2 separate regions of the Homo sapiens genome follow, and region 1 is linked to region 2. Evidence: chromatin contacts called from ENCODE Hi-C or POLR2A ChIA-PET data. All regions are on one chromosome and are shown on one strand. Each heading gives the region's core, a stretch centred on a gene start or an enhancer-like site at or near the end of the contact. The rest is flanking DNA. Distances are from core to core; before and after follow the strand shown.

Region 1 (6,606 bases), core at 1,559-4,058, 47 kb before region 2:
CTGGCGCACCACAACGAACCCCAGGATATATACCCCAGGTAACGTAGCCGCTTCACCATTGCCTAAGGTATTAAGCCCAGCATGCATTAGCTATTTATCTTGAGCTCTCCCTTTCCCTCCGCAACCCGCCTCCCTGACAGGCTCCAGTGCGTGAGTTCCCCTCCCTGTGTCCATGTGTGCTCATTGGAGAACTGCTTTTTTAACAAGTTTTCTAGTGATGCTGACATGGCTGGTCCCAGGACCACACTTTGAGGGCCCACTGCGTTACTTGACGGAGCTTCTTTATCTTGCACTGAAGTGAAGACAACAATAAACATTCAGATGCAGTTTTCATCTTTATAAAGATTAGCTCCCAAATGACCCCAGTGTGTATTTGATGACTCACGGCTGTCTGCCTGTTCGACACACACAGAGATAGAAAGGCGGCTGAGTACTTGTCGCGAAGAGCTTGGTTGCCACGGGATTTTATTGGGATGTCATCCTGAGAAGCCTGAGTTAGGCCCTTCACTGGTGGTATCAGAATAAAAAATAGCAACTTTAAAGGAGTTTAGGGAAGGCAATTGAATTTTGATTTTAAATAAAATTCCTGAATTGAAATTCCTTTCCCAAACCACTGTATAATGTTGCTGTGTGAAGAAAAAAAAAAACTTTGCAAATGACTTTCCAAAAGTCATTAAACATGTAAAATGTTGTTCTCCTTTTAACATATATGACTGTCAGTCAACATGGAAACTCCAGCAGATAAAGATTCTCTTCTTTCAGGAATCAGGGAAGTATGCAAACTCTCATGAGCTGATTTTCTTAATTTTTCCACTTACAGGCCAGTCATCACTCACAGACCAAGATCACACCCATACATATTTTTGTCCAACTCTATTCCTCCATCTTTGTCTTCTAGATCTTACCTAGTAAGTCCAGGGAAATCTCTCCTTACTTCCTCTGTTTCAATTCTGAGAGAGAAATTGCCTAATTCATAAGTAAAAGCTAATATATATATCTACCCAGACAGGAAAGCTACACGGTTTTAGATTGAATTAGCCACAAGAATCAAGGCACCAACATCTCAAATTCTTGGAGTTCTTCAAGCTTTACAAAAATCTCTTCTTGTGTTTTTAATACTCAAACATTTACTCAAACATCTTAACGAGAACTAAACACATATTTCTACTCAATATTTTTATCTCCTTTATAATTTTGAACATTCTATCAGCATTCTTCTTACTTGTTTTAGTTACAAATGTTATGATTTCATCTGTATCATAGATTTAATTGATTTTGGAGAGTTGATCTGGAAACCAATTTATAATGTATATTTATAATGTTAATATTATATAATTTTGTATAGATAATCTTATAATTTTATAAATAAGAACATGTATTTTTGCCTCAATACTTACCAGCTAATCCATTTATTGGTCTAAGACTAAATGTCCTTCTATATTCCCTTAAACATATAAAATGTGGGTAACAACAAAGACCTTTTAATGAATACATCCTAGCTAACTCATAGATTATCAATTGAATTGTGTCATGATTATTTACTTTGCAAAAAGATTCTTTGCTTTTCAAAAGAATTAAGTTTCCTTTAAATAGTCACATGTAAAGGCATATTTTAACTCACACACCTGTTCATGCACATAGCTGTTTGCTGAATTAAGTGTAAAAATAAAATGAAGGGGAAATATCTTCACTCTCATTTTAGGCTTGTAGACTCTGCCTCCTCGGAGATACTCCCACTTCCTAACAGAAAGGCCTCAAGCCATTCTACGTGAATGTTAGATTCCACATTAGCAGATGCTGCTCCATACCCTCCCCACAGCCCACAAGAAGTAGCTGGGTGAAATCTAGGGCTAGGGACGCCTGGCGATGCCTTACACAGGTGGTTAGCAGGAGCAAGATGTCCAAAGAACAAACTGTTTCCAAGTCTCCCTTCTGTATCTTCTCATTAGAGGCAAGAGATATATCTTGGGAATCTCTGCCCCATTGGAAACTTTCCTAAACTTAGGACCTATTCCTGCCCCATCCCTCGGCTAGAGTCCCTGTCTCTAATACTAATTGTGGATATTAAGAATGGGGCCTACAAATGGATTATGTCACATTCTCTTCATTTTATGGATTAAATGCTGTCATCTTTTCACATTCCTTAACTGGCCTCTAAAAACAAAATCCAGCCCTGTCCTTTGTAAAGAACTGGATTGGTATTTGTCTCTTAAAGGTGTATATCCCCCATGCTCAGGCTACCTGCCTCTGTGGAAATAAGAGAAGAATTCCCTAACTCACTCATGTTCTGAGAAGACTGCTGGCCAGGGCGGATGTACGTAGTCTCATGCATATGCCACTGTACCCAAAATTGTACCATCAGTGACAGAATGAGCATATATTTCACTGGTGCCCACAACTGGTGGCAGGCACTTGGTAGGTTAGTGGTACGAAGATAACTAAGTTGGTTCTTACCCTCAAATAGCTCAGAGTCTACTGGAGGGCTCCCTCCTTTGGAATGAATTATTGTTCTTTCTCTCTATCTCTCTTAACATGCAACTATTCATTGATATAATTAATAGCATAGCATACCATAAGTTGCACATCAGATCTTTCCTTGCAATCCTAGTGTTTTGGGAAAAGACAACTTTTAAAAAGTCCTCATAAACCACTGAAATGAGTACAATGACCTACACACACCCCAGTTTGATAAAAACTCAATTCTGTTACCCTAAAGACGCACTTCACTACAACCATTGCCTTCCTTCAACCAAGAGCCATTCGTCTGCCATTACTTGAACAGAGCAGCAGATGGCACCAGAAAACTGCAGCATGAGAGGAACTGCACAAGCATTCTCGGCTTCCAACGTTCCCTTCCTTCTCAGGGAGTCAGCATTTCACATAACAGTGCCTCAAATTTGTCCTCAGGGGTATTATTTTCCTCAGAGAAGAGCTGGAGAAATAAACTGATATTCTAGTAAGAGAAGCACCCACCATCGTCATTGTCAACAGTGAGATTTGGTGCAAGGGCGAGCCATATTGCTTCCGGGTAACTCCATGACTTTCCAAGTGAGTAATCTTAAGAAACTCCGTGTTCTCATTTCCTCATCTACTAGAGGAATTAGAGTCAGAATTTCATCTAGCACCCTGAGAGGAACACATGAGAACCAAATGCCGTGCTGGATTTGAAAGGTTTTTGTAAACTGTGATAGGTTATTTATTAATTACCAGTAGCACACATTTCCCTCTGAGATCAGAGTGCATCTGGCGTGACACAAGCTGAGGCGGAAAAGCATTTTCTCTGCAGAAGCATGAGGTGCTCAGCCTGGGAATGCGGTGTTTCCACCATGCTGGGCCAACACACTCAATAGCATACAGTGAGGGAACAGAAGTGCTATTCAGCTTCTGGATACCAGGGATTTGCCCTCCCAGCTCTCTGGTTAACATTTCACCCCTTCCTCAATTCCAGTCTCAGGCAGACACCCTGGGACACTCATTCCCTGTCCTCTCAGCAAATCCCAGTGAAACTAAAACCTAAGCAAAGTGATGAAGAAGAGTCTCTAAAGTCCTCTGTTCCACATCCTGATTTCAATTTTCCCTTTCCAGATAATTCTGTGTCATCACTTTTACCCAGGCTGCCCCTGTCAGTAGGAAAATGAACAGGAAAAGGAACAGATAGCTTAACATGTTACCCCTTCAAGAAATATCTATATTTTAAATGAGAATTGTGGTGAAAGAACCATGTTTCATCCAAAGGAAAAAGTCTCTAACAGTCAAATGGGAGCCCCTGTAGGCAGAGAGAGTTTTTAAGTCACCAGCTCCTCCCACTAAAAAAGTCATCTCTCATAGATTTTAACTTAAGGCCCAGATAGCTTTTCCCCCTTTCTGTCCCCCAATTTCTTCCCTCTGGTCTATATAACTGATCACACTCTGTGAAAAGTATCCACTCTGCTCTTTTTTCCCTCTATGCCTGTCAGCAGCCGCATCTTTGTTTTTTCAGACAGAGTCTTACTCTGTCGCCCAGGCTGGAGTGCAGTGGCACAATCTCAGCTCATTGCAACCTCTGCCTCCTGGGTTCAAGTGATTCTCCTGCCTCAGCTTCCCAAGTAGGTGGGATTACAGGCGCCCGCCACCATGCCCAGCTAATTTTTGTATTTTTAGTAGAGACGGGGTTTCACCATGTTGACCAGGCTGGTTTCAAACTCCTGACCTCATGTGATCCACCCGCCTCAGCCTCCCAAAGTGCTAGGATTACAGGCGTGAGTCACCGCGCCTGGCCAGCAGCCGCCTTTTTAAATTTTCTGAACTTGTGCTCGCTTCCACAGCACATATACTACATTTTCTGACCTTTAACTCCCTGTTGAAGTTCTTCTCCCACCACATATACATGTGCTCAATAGAAATCAAGCTAACCTCCATGTAATCACCAAATCTTAACAATAATATTTTAACTCTGTGTAATACTTTATAATTGACAGAGTGTTTCCATTCAACAGGTAAACAGGGGAATGGGAGGGGATGACATGTCGGAAATGGCCTGAGGTCCCAGGGCTAACCAGAAGCAGGATTCAGACTTCAATGCAGACCTCTGTCTCTCAGTGGTCCAAAGACCATTCCCTTCTAACACTAAGAGCTTTCCAGAAGCTGTGGAAAAGGAGCCCTGAAGAACAAAATGGTAGTGCCAGGGGGGTGCCCTGATGTCCCACACCTGCACCTCCAGGCCTGCAGACCTTCCATGGGGACCAAAGGTAACCATATCTACAGCCAGCATTGGTCATCTCGCTGCTGGCAACAGGGGAATGAGGATGAAGGTAGATGTTCTCTCAGCCCATTGCCACTGCCCTCTCTTGAACTCCCTTGAATACCTAAGACAAGGTGTACCTTGAGCTGAACAAAACCCAGAGTGACCTTCCTAAATCCCAGCTTCAACCTTGGACTTTGAATACCTTGAAAAACCCCAAGATAAGGGAGGAAAGAAGAGCTCTAAGAAGCAAAGAAATGAGGGCCTAAAACCATGTCCTTAATTCCTTATTTCTTAATCCTTCCTGAGGATGCACTGTATGGAAAGTGCATTCTAGGCTGTTGTGCAAGAAGGGGAACCACCACATTCTTTTCCTGTGTTTACTGGAATCCCCTAATGTGACTTAGCAGCACGTCCACCAACCCCTGTTCCTCCCCTTAGACTGTTCTTACAGAGCTTCCTCTTGGGCCCACAACAGAGCTGCTGTGCTCCTGCCGGGCGGGCCGTCTTCTGACACACACACAAAAGCCTTGTTAGAGCTCCTTCCTTACTAGGGACAGCCCAAGGCCAAAAGAGAGATTCCCTGCCCCAAAACAGGGATGAAGAGCCCAGAACTTCTCTGTCACTGAGAATTTCAATGCCGTAGAGGTAACCTGGGATGGAGAGGAATTGAAAAGAGCTACTGAGAAGGGCCATTCCTCATGGGGCACCAGGGGGGCTTCGCGGGGGCGCAGGGAGGGCCGTTCCTGCCAGTGGCCCTTCTAAGAAACTCTATAACATCCATGTGAATGCTTTTGTCTGAGAGCTGGGAAAGTGGCCGTGGTTCTCCAGGGCATCCCATTCCCCATGCTAACCTCCAGGTTATATCCCTGAAGTGAATTCTTATTCTATGTTGCCTCAACATGCATTTTGAATATAAATTTAACTTTCTCATACCAGAAGCAGGGCTTAGGTACTCTTGGTGCAGTTTCTAGTTCTATACTCCCAAACCCAGTCCCCCAGTGTGGTCCATCTAGATATCTGCCTTATACAACTTCCTCCTGGTGACCCCCTGCCCAGTGACAGCTAGATATAGCCTGCTGGGCAGGCCCTGCTGACTCCCACAGCCCACATAGACTGTGCAGATGTGTCACAGCGACCACCGCTCATCGCAGCATGACCTCCTGAACTCATGCCTGCTCGCTAAACCCACCATGTAAAACTCCCACTGGAGACCTGCCTGGATAACACCCTGGACCCAGTAAAGTCATTAGTGCGTGGATTCCTCTCTCTCTCTCTGTCTTCGTGTGCTCCCTGCCTTCAGTGTGTGCCCTCTGGGCATGACGTGTAACCTCCAGTACCTGTAAGTAATAAAATCTTTATTTCCATCTTGTGTCCCCCTAATCAATGAAGCGGTGCCCTTCATCTCAAAGATCCTAAATTATAACAATCCCTTACCTAGAGATGATTTCCGCAGAAGTCGTCCAAGGGCAGAAACAGAAACAAGTCATGAAGTTCATTTGATCATCCTTGAGGACGTATCAGGAAGTCTTGTCAGCACAAAGGCGAGGCTGGTGGTAGTCCTGGGAATTATCAGCACCTGTGATTGAGTGGTTTCTCTGTGCATGGCATAGCACTCTTTAGGCTCCAAAGGCCTTGCTTCCAAAGGCCCAGTGGCTACCTTGTATACATATACATACACATGTGTATATGTAGACATATATTTTATATATTTCTGTGTATATAAATGTACCTATCAGTATACATATAAATACCTGATATATAACACACATTTATAAATATGTTATATTTATATAATTAGGTATTTTTAAAATACATATATACCTTTAAATATGTATAGGTACATATATATACACACATATACAATCTTTCATGACTGGGACTAC
Region 2 (6,551 bases), core at 2,356-4,855:
AATCGCTTGTTGAATTAAAGCAAATCAAGCAATCAAAACAAAGAGCTGAGAAAAGAATAGCAACTCAATGGTAACTGAGGGCTTACGCTGATATGGACATATTTTAGAGGTCCAAATTGCCAAAACAGAGTGTTATCTATAAACAACTTATGTTACCCCAAACTTTAAAAGACCAGAAGTGAAGTAAGACCTTCTCACCAACTCTTTGCATCGCATTTTTAACTCTGAAGTTACCATTAGCCTTGGCACAGGGCTGAATAAAACTGCACCTCAATTTGAGACTTGATTCATGAATGGTGAGAAAAAATTAAGCCAAGCCCCTTGATCTGGGAAGGGAACACTGTCAAAACAGTAGCGATACTGCTGCATGCTCATGAACAAGAGAGAGAGAGAGCGAGTGAGAGCATGCAAGAGAGCATGAGGGAGAGAAGAGAGTTAGGAGACACCATTGATTTGAACCATTTTTCTTTAAATTCAAAACGAAGAAAAAATCTAATAGTGGTAGGCAGAATAACTACCTCCCAAAGATATCATGGCCTAATTCCCAGAATCTGTGAATGTGTTACCCTATATGACAAGAGGGATTCTGCAAGTGTGATTAAATTAAGAACCTTGAGATAAAGGAGATTATCCTACATTATCCTGATGGGCCCAATCTCATCACATTGGTCCTTCAGGCAGAGAACCTTTCCCAGCTGTGGTCAGAGGGAGCAACGACTAAGAAAGAAGGGAGTGAGAGATCTGATGTTGCTGGCTTTGAAGATGGAGGAAGAGGCCACAAGCCAAGGAAAGCGGACAGCCTCCAAGGCAAGAAAACAGATTCTCCCCTAAAGCCTCCAGAAAGAAATGCAGCCCGGCTGACACCTTGATTTTAATCCAGCAAGACCTATGTCAGACTTCCAAAGTGAAGAACTGTGGGATAATAAGTTTGTGGTATTTTAAGCCACTAAGTATGTGCTAATTCGTTACAACAGCAATATAAAATGAAGACACTAATAGTCCTTTACATAATAGAGACAATGTGCAAATAGCAAGAAATGCCCTGAAAACAAAAGCTTGCCTTTAACACCAGGGTGGCATATGTAAGGTCATCAAAAAGATGTTTTTAGATATCTAAAGTATCAGGCTTAGTAAGTCTCATTAAGAAAAATAAATTCCTTTTGCAGGACAAAAATTGCCCCAATATTTTAAAGGAAAATCTGTAGGATATCAGCTGTGGTGCAGATACAGTATAGGAAACACCATACAACAAACCTAGGTGGAACTTACATCCAAGTTCTGGAGGCAGTACCAGCAAAATGTATGCTTGCAGTTTTTGCACATCATCTGAGCGCAGCCTTCATTGCGTTCGATATAAACCCGGCAAACTGGGCACTGCTTAATGGGGGCTTCTGCATCTGTCCCAAAGAGGGCTCTAGAAACAAAATGGATGAGAAATGGCATTCAGCTGATGGTCATCAGTTGAATTCCCAGGGCTCCTGATGGTTAGATAATGAACTCACAGTTATCCATGCTTAATTCACTTCCAAAAGAAAGGGTGTGGGCAAAAACATTATTAGATGTACAGATAACTCATACAAGAAGGAATCTTTATTTATTTTGGCTTTCAGTGAATTATATAATTACAGTTTCCACCACTGATTTAACTCACTATTTTGTCAAATTAATATTTCATTCCCTAAGCATGCATTGCCTAAATAAGAATGGCAAGGAGTTGGCTACACAGCAGAGAAACTAGGTCAGGGTCCAAACTGGGCGTATATAATCTATCTAATGGTCTGTTCATTAGACAAATGGAGAAGGGGTTCTCAAATATAAACACTTTAAAATAATGTCAAATACTTTCAAAAGACCTTCTCCAAACAGACGAATAGACCAATACAGGCTCACAGCCCCAAGGGGCACAGAAAATAAGCAACAGGAATTGGAGTGAGCGATAGCACCATGTAACACTTTAGCTACTGCCCATCAAAACCACCACCCAGCACACAGAGATATCCAACTCACAGAGTGTTGTCAAATCTATTATCAGACTTCGTATGAACAATAACCTCATATTGTCATAAGACAGTTATTACAGGTTGAGCATCCCTAGTCCACAATTTGAAATCCAAAATGCTCCAAAATCTGAAACTTTTTGAGTGCCAACATGACAAAGGAAATGCTCATTGAAGCCTTTCTGACTCCTGGTATTCAGAGTAAGGATGCTTAACCAATAAACATATCATGAAAATATTTCAAAATCTGAAAACACTGAGATCTGAAACACTTCTTATCCCAAGTATTTTGGATAAGGGATGCTCAACTTGTATCTTAATTCCCTTATTTTCAGATAGGGAAACAGACTCACAGAGGCTGAGTGGCTTCTATGAGACACACAGATACCGAGTGACAATGTCAGAATGCAAATCCTCCTATCCTCTGAGTTCTTTACGTTGCCCTGTGATACCCACGGAGCTTCCTGCTATGGCCACGAAAATGTAGGCAACAGTGGTTTGAATCCGGCTAAGAGGGCACATGCCTGCCATGTGTATTAGCTTCTCTATTCCTCTCCATTTGTTTGTTCTGAGATTCAAGCACAGCATCGTAGCCAAGTAGCATTACTATTCATGAAGCCTGGTTCTACACATTCTGGGTGCACTGTGTGATTAAGCCAATGGGATTACAACACTCGTATTTTGTTCTTGCTGATGCAGAACAACGATAGCCTCAAGCAAAGCAGGAATGAAACACAGAGGTCTCTCACTCTGGGCACTGCTGTTGCCATAAAAACCCTCTGTATCGCCCAAGTGTGGTGGCTTATGTCTGTAATCCTAGCACTTTGGGAGGCCTAGGCGGGTGGATCACTTGAGGTCAGGATTTCAAGACCAGCCTGGCCAATATGGTGAAACCCCATCTCTACTAAAAATAGAAAAATTAGCCAGGCGTGGTGGCAAGTGCCTGCAATCCCAGCTAATCGGGAGGCTGAGGCAGGAGAATCGCTTGAACCCAGGAGGCAGTGGTTGCAGTGAGCCGAGATCGTGCCACTGAACTCCAGTCTAGGCAACAGAGCAAGACTCTGTCTCAAAAACAAAACAAAACAAAAAAAAACCCGCTGTACTAAAAAGGTACAGATTTAATTGCTTCCTATCACGATAAAATCTCAACCTTTACAGAGCATAAAATATCATGAGAGAACCCTCCTTTCTACGTGCTGAAAGAATTTAGGACCGTTGTTTCTATTGTTGTGTTCTTTCTAATATGACTGTCACACATCATGAGCTGGCAATTTAGTCAGGTAAGAAAATTTCTTTTCTCATTTTGCAAGCAACAAGAATGATATATACCAATACAGGCAGATACTGTATCTGAGCAAAGAGCGGGAACAAGTCATGATTTCCTACTGAGAACCAGTAGACCACGGTGCCTCACTACCTAAAGAGAAAGCAAAACTCATACAAACTTTAATTCCAGCAATATCTGGAAGATTCCTCTGGGGCAAACAACTAGAAATGCTTTTTTGTTGGCAACTTACCAATTCTGAGACACTTCTCAGGGAAGTTCTGCAGGAAAATAACCAATCTCTAAACGCCATCACAACGTAACTCCTTCTACACGTAAGGTATGTTGAATTTCTAAGAAAACTAGTGAATAATCCCAAAGACAAAGTTTCCTTTCTTACCGGTGCTCTGTTGGCAGGACAATAGGCTGACTGTCTCTACAGGAGACCTCTGCATGCCAAGCATCCTTGCAACACGAGCAGAATTTCAGGTGGCAAGAAGGGCATTCCACCAGCACAGGCTGTCCTGGGTCACTCGAGGCAACAGGGCACACTGTCTGACAGTCTGCAACAGGACACCATGTTCGGTAGGGGTCCAGATGAACTTCTAAAGTGTAAAGAAAGAAAATGTGATGGTCTGCCCGATTCATGTTTGAGTCTTTCTCACCTTCATTTGCCCTCTTATTTATTTAATTTATTTGGAACCAGAGTCTCACTCTGTCGCCCAGGCTGGAGTACAGTGGCATGATTTCAGCTCACTGCAACCTCCCCTCCTGGGTTCAACCGATTCTTCTGCCTCAGCCTCCCGAGTAGCTGGGACTACAGGTGCGCACCATCACGCCTGGCTCATTTTTGTATTTTTAGTAGAGACAGGTTTCACCTTGTTGGCCAGGCTGATCTCGAATTCCTGACCCCAGGTGATCTGCCTACCTTGGCCTCCCAAAGTGCTGGGATTTTACAGGCATGAGCCACCACACCTGCCCCATTTACCCTCTTTTTTAAACTGACATTTATGGAAGTATAATACAACAAGGGTGAGGATTTCTACTATTAGTCTTCATAATGGATCCAAACCTATCATTTACAAGGTCGCTAAGCCCTGCCACATTTCTCAAAGTAGGTACTAACAGAATAGCTTACCATTGCCTTTATGAACAGATAAAAAGTGTTCTCTGTAAACAAAATTCACAAGACTTTTAGAATATTTCCCACCTTTGAGCACGTAAAATAGGCAAAAATCTCAAATCCCTTCTACAATTATTTGGGCACTATCTTGGAAGAGAATTGGACATAAAAAGCAAATTTTTAATAAGATATTTTTCCAAAAAGACTTTGTCCTTTCAGGCACTGAGAAACAGATAGTGAGGTTTCTTCCACATTCCCAGGAAATTAAAGAACAAGGAAGAAAATAATCAAATAGTTTAGGGATTAAACAGTATCTGGTGTGGCTTAGCCAAGAAGTTGGATTACCTGTCAGTTTGGATATTCTGCTCCCTACCAATGTGCAACTTAGGGACAATGTGTGAAAGACCCACATGTGGGCCGGGCACTGTGGCTCACGCCTGTAATCCCAGCACTTTGGGAGGCTGAGGTAGGCGGATCACAAGGTTAGGAGATCAAGACCATCCTGGCTAACAGGGTGAAACACCATCTCTACTAAAAATACAAAAAATTAGCCGGGCATGGTGGCGGGTGCCTGTAGTCCCAGCTACTTGGCAGGCTGAGGCAGGAGAATGGCGTGAACCCGGGAGGCAGAGGTTGCAGTGAGCTGAGATCGCACCACTGCACTCCAGCCTGGGCAACAGAGCAAGACTCCGTCTCAAAAAAAACAAAACAAAAAAAACAAAAACAAAAAACAAACAAAAAAAACCCCCACATGTTCTAGAAACAAAAGGCAGAGAGACTTTCACAGACCATTATAATAGCTAGTCATAACACATTGGCTAGTTCCATATGACATACAGGAAAGAAGATAGAGTTGGAGAACTGACAGCCATCTATTTAAGTGTTTGCAAATCTTGCTTGGTATCTCTTTTTTATTCAGTAGCAGACCCCATGTTCTTTCCATATACTATGACCTTTAAGGGAACATACCATGTAAAAAATGATGTTATTTGAGGGGTAGAGTACCCCTTTTTTCTCTGAACTCAGGTATTTTGCAAAATTTGAATTGACAACATTCTAGTTTTAAACGTCCTAGGGCTCATGATTCCTAGAAATGTACACACAGGAGGCAAACAAATCCAAAGGATGGTGCAAAAAGAAAATAAAGGTATTAAGTAGGAATTTAGTTTTTACAGTTAATAATTTTACACATTCAATATCAAGGAGAAAGTCTGAAATGTTCCAATAAAATACTGTCTCCACTAATGTCTCGCCTAGAAATGAAATAATTGGATCTATCTTGTTATAAGTTTTCATTCAAAAATTGCATCCTTAAATATATGGTCTTATCTAGGAATTCTGGAGGGTGGGGGTCAAAGAACAGTGAACCCTTCACACAAATGCAATCACAAGGAGGAAATTCTATAATTCACAGATGCTCAGACCCCAACAGAGATGGACCCTCCAAGATCACTAAAACCTTAAGAAGTCAAGGAAACAGTGGCACACATAGGATCCAAGGCCTTGGTCTTTTATTTCTACACCATTTAATATTTTCTTCCAATCTATTACAACCGCTTCACAAATACTAAGCCCAAAGAAATGAAGGTTAGTATGTAACTTAGAGTGAAAGACTCCCATATCAAATATCTACTTCGCTTCCCTTCTAAATCAGAGATCTTTTAAAAGTTTGATGAAAAAGAAGGAAAAATAAGGGAAAAGGAAACTTAAAACACATATTACTGTTAAAATTTATAGCATCCCTAGTGATCACCTTAAAAAGATACAAGGATGCAATTTGTTCTCATAGCTCTAATCAATTAAAACTACTTGGTAGAAGTTCCGACTTGTTTCTACCAGCTTATTATTTCAGGTATCTGGGGTGACAAAAGGGAAGCACAGACAAATAAATAAAGGAGAAATTATAGGTTTTGATGAATTACTATAAAGAAAGGACCTTAGTAAGCAGTGCAGCTATGGCGCAGTGCAGCTATGGCACAGTCCGTTGAAAGCAAGGAAAGAGTTTGAGCCAGAGAAAACACTGAACTTCCGTATTTTTCACTATTATGACAGCACATAAAGGTCCATGCAAAGGAGTGTAGAAAAAGAAAAAGGAGGAAAACTTTACAGCTTTCTACACATTTCCTTCATTAGAAGTCCTTATTCCTTAGGAATGGCTTACAGAGCT

Evidence for each region. Hi-C counts contacts between places; a loop is a spot of excess contacts on that map. ChIA-PET counts read pairs that join two places held with the same protein, here RNA polymerase II (POLR2A). Pooled maps may share reads with other maps.
Region 1: a loop to region 2 is called in a map of posterior vena cava, with 2.3 times the contacts of the local background. The contact joins two enhancer-like sites. A Hi-C loop is called at or near these places in 5 of 168 maps with a recorded cell type or tissue (CD4-positive, alpha-beta memory T cell, PC-9, esophagus muscularis mucosa and 2 more), 1 of 37 single-sample maps with no recorded cell type and 2 of 50 pooled maps. POLR2A ChIA-PET finds 5 or more read pairs at or near these places in 1 of 52 experiments (activated CD4-positive, alpha-beta T cell).

Annotation. Positions count from the first base shown.
Region 1 is chr6:18,500,358-18,506,963 of GRCh38, reverse strand. LOC105374955 (a long non-coding RNA gene) reads right to left here. Exons shown (of 4, transcript XR_926549.3): 2 at 6,158-6,299. Among named protein-coding and RNA genes, the nearest start is that of MIR548A1HG, 19 kb to the left of the region's middle. Within about 2 kb of position 2,808, at least 17 of the 41 ENCODE cell types and tissues checked have a DNase peak (open chromatin) inside an H3K27ac peak, as active enhancers do.
Region 2 is chr6:18,454,470-18,461,020 of GRCh38, reverse strand. It overlaps RNF144B (ring finger protein 144B), which reads right to left. Exons shown (of 8, transcript NM_182757.4): 5 at 3,662-3,866; 6 at 1,270-1,414. Among named protein-coding and RNA genes, the nearest start is that of MIR548A1HG, 65 kb to the left of the region's middle. Within about 2 kb of position 3,605, at least 4 of the 41 ENCODE cell types and tissues checked have a DNase peak (open chromatin) inside an H3K27ac peak, as active enhancers do.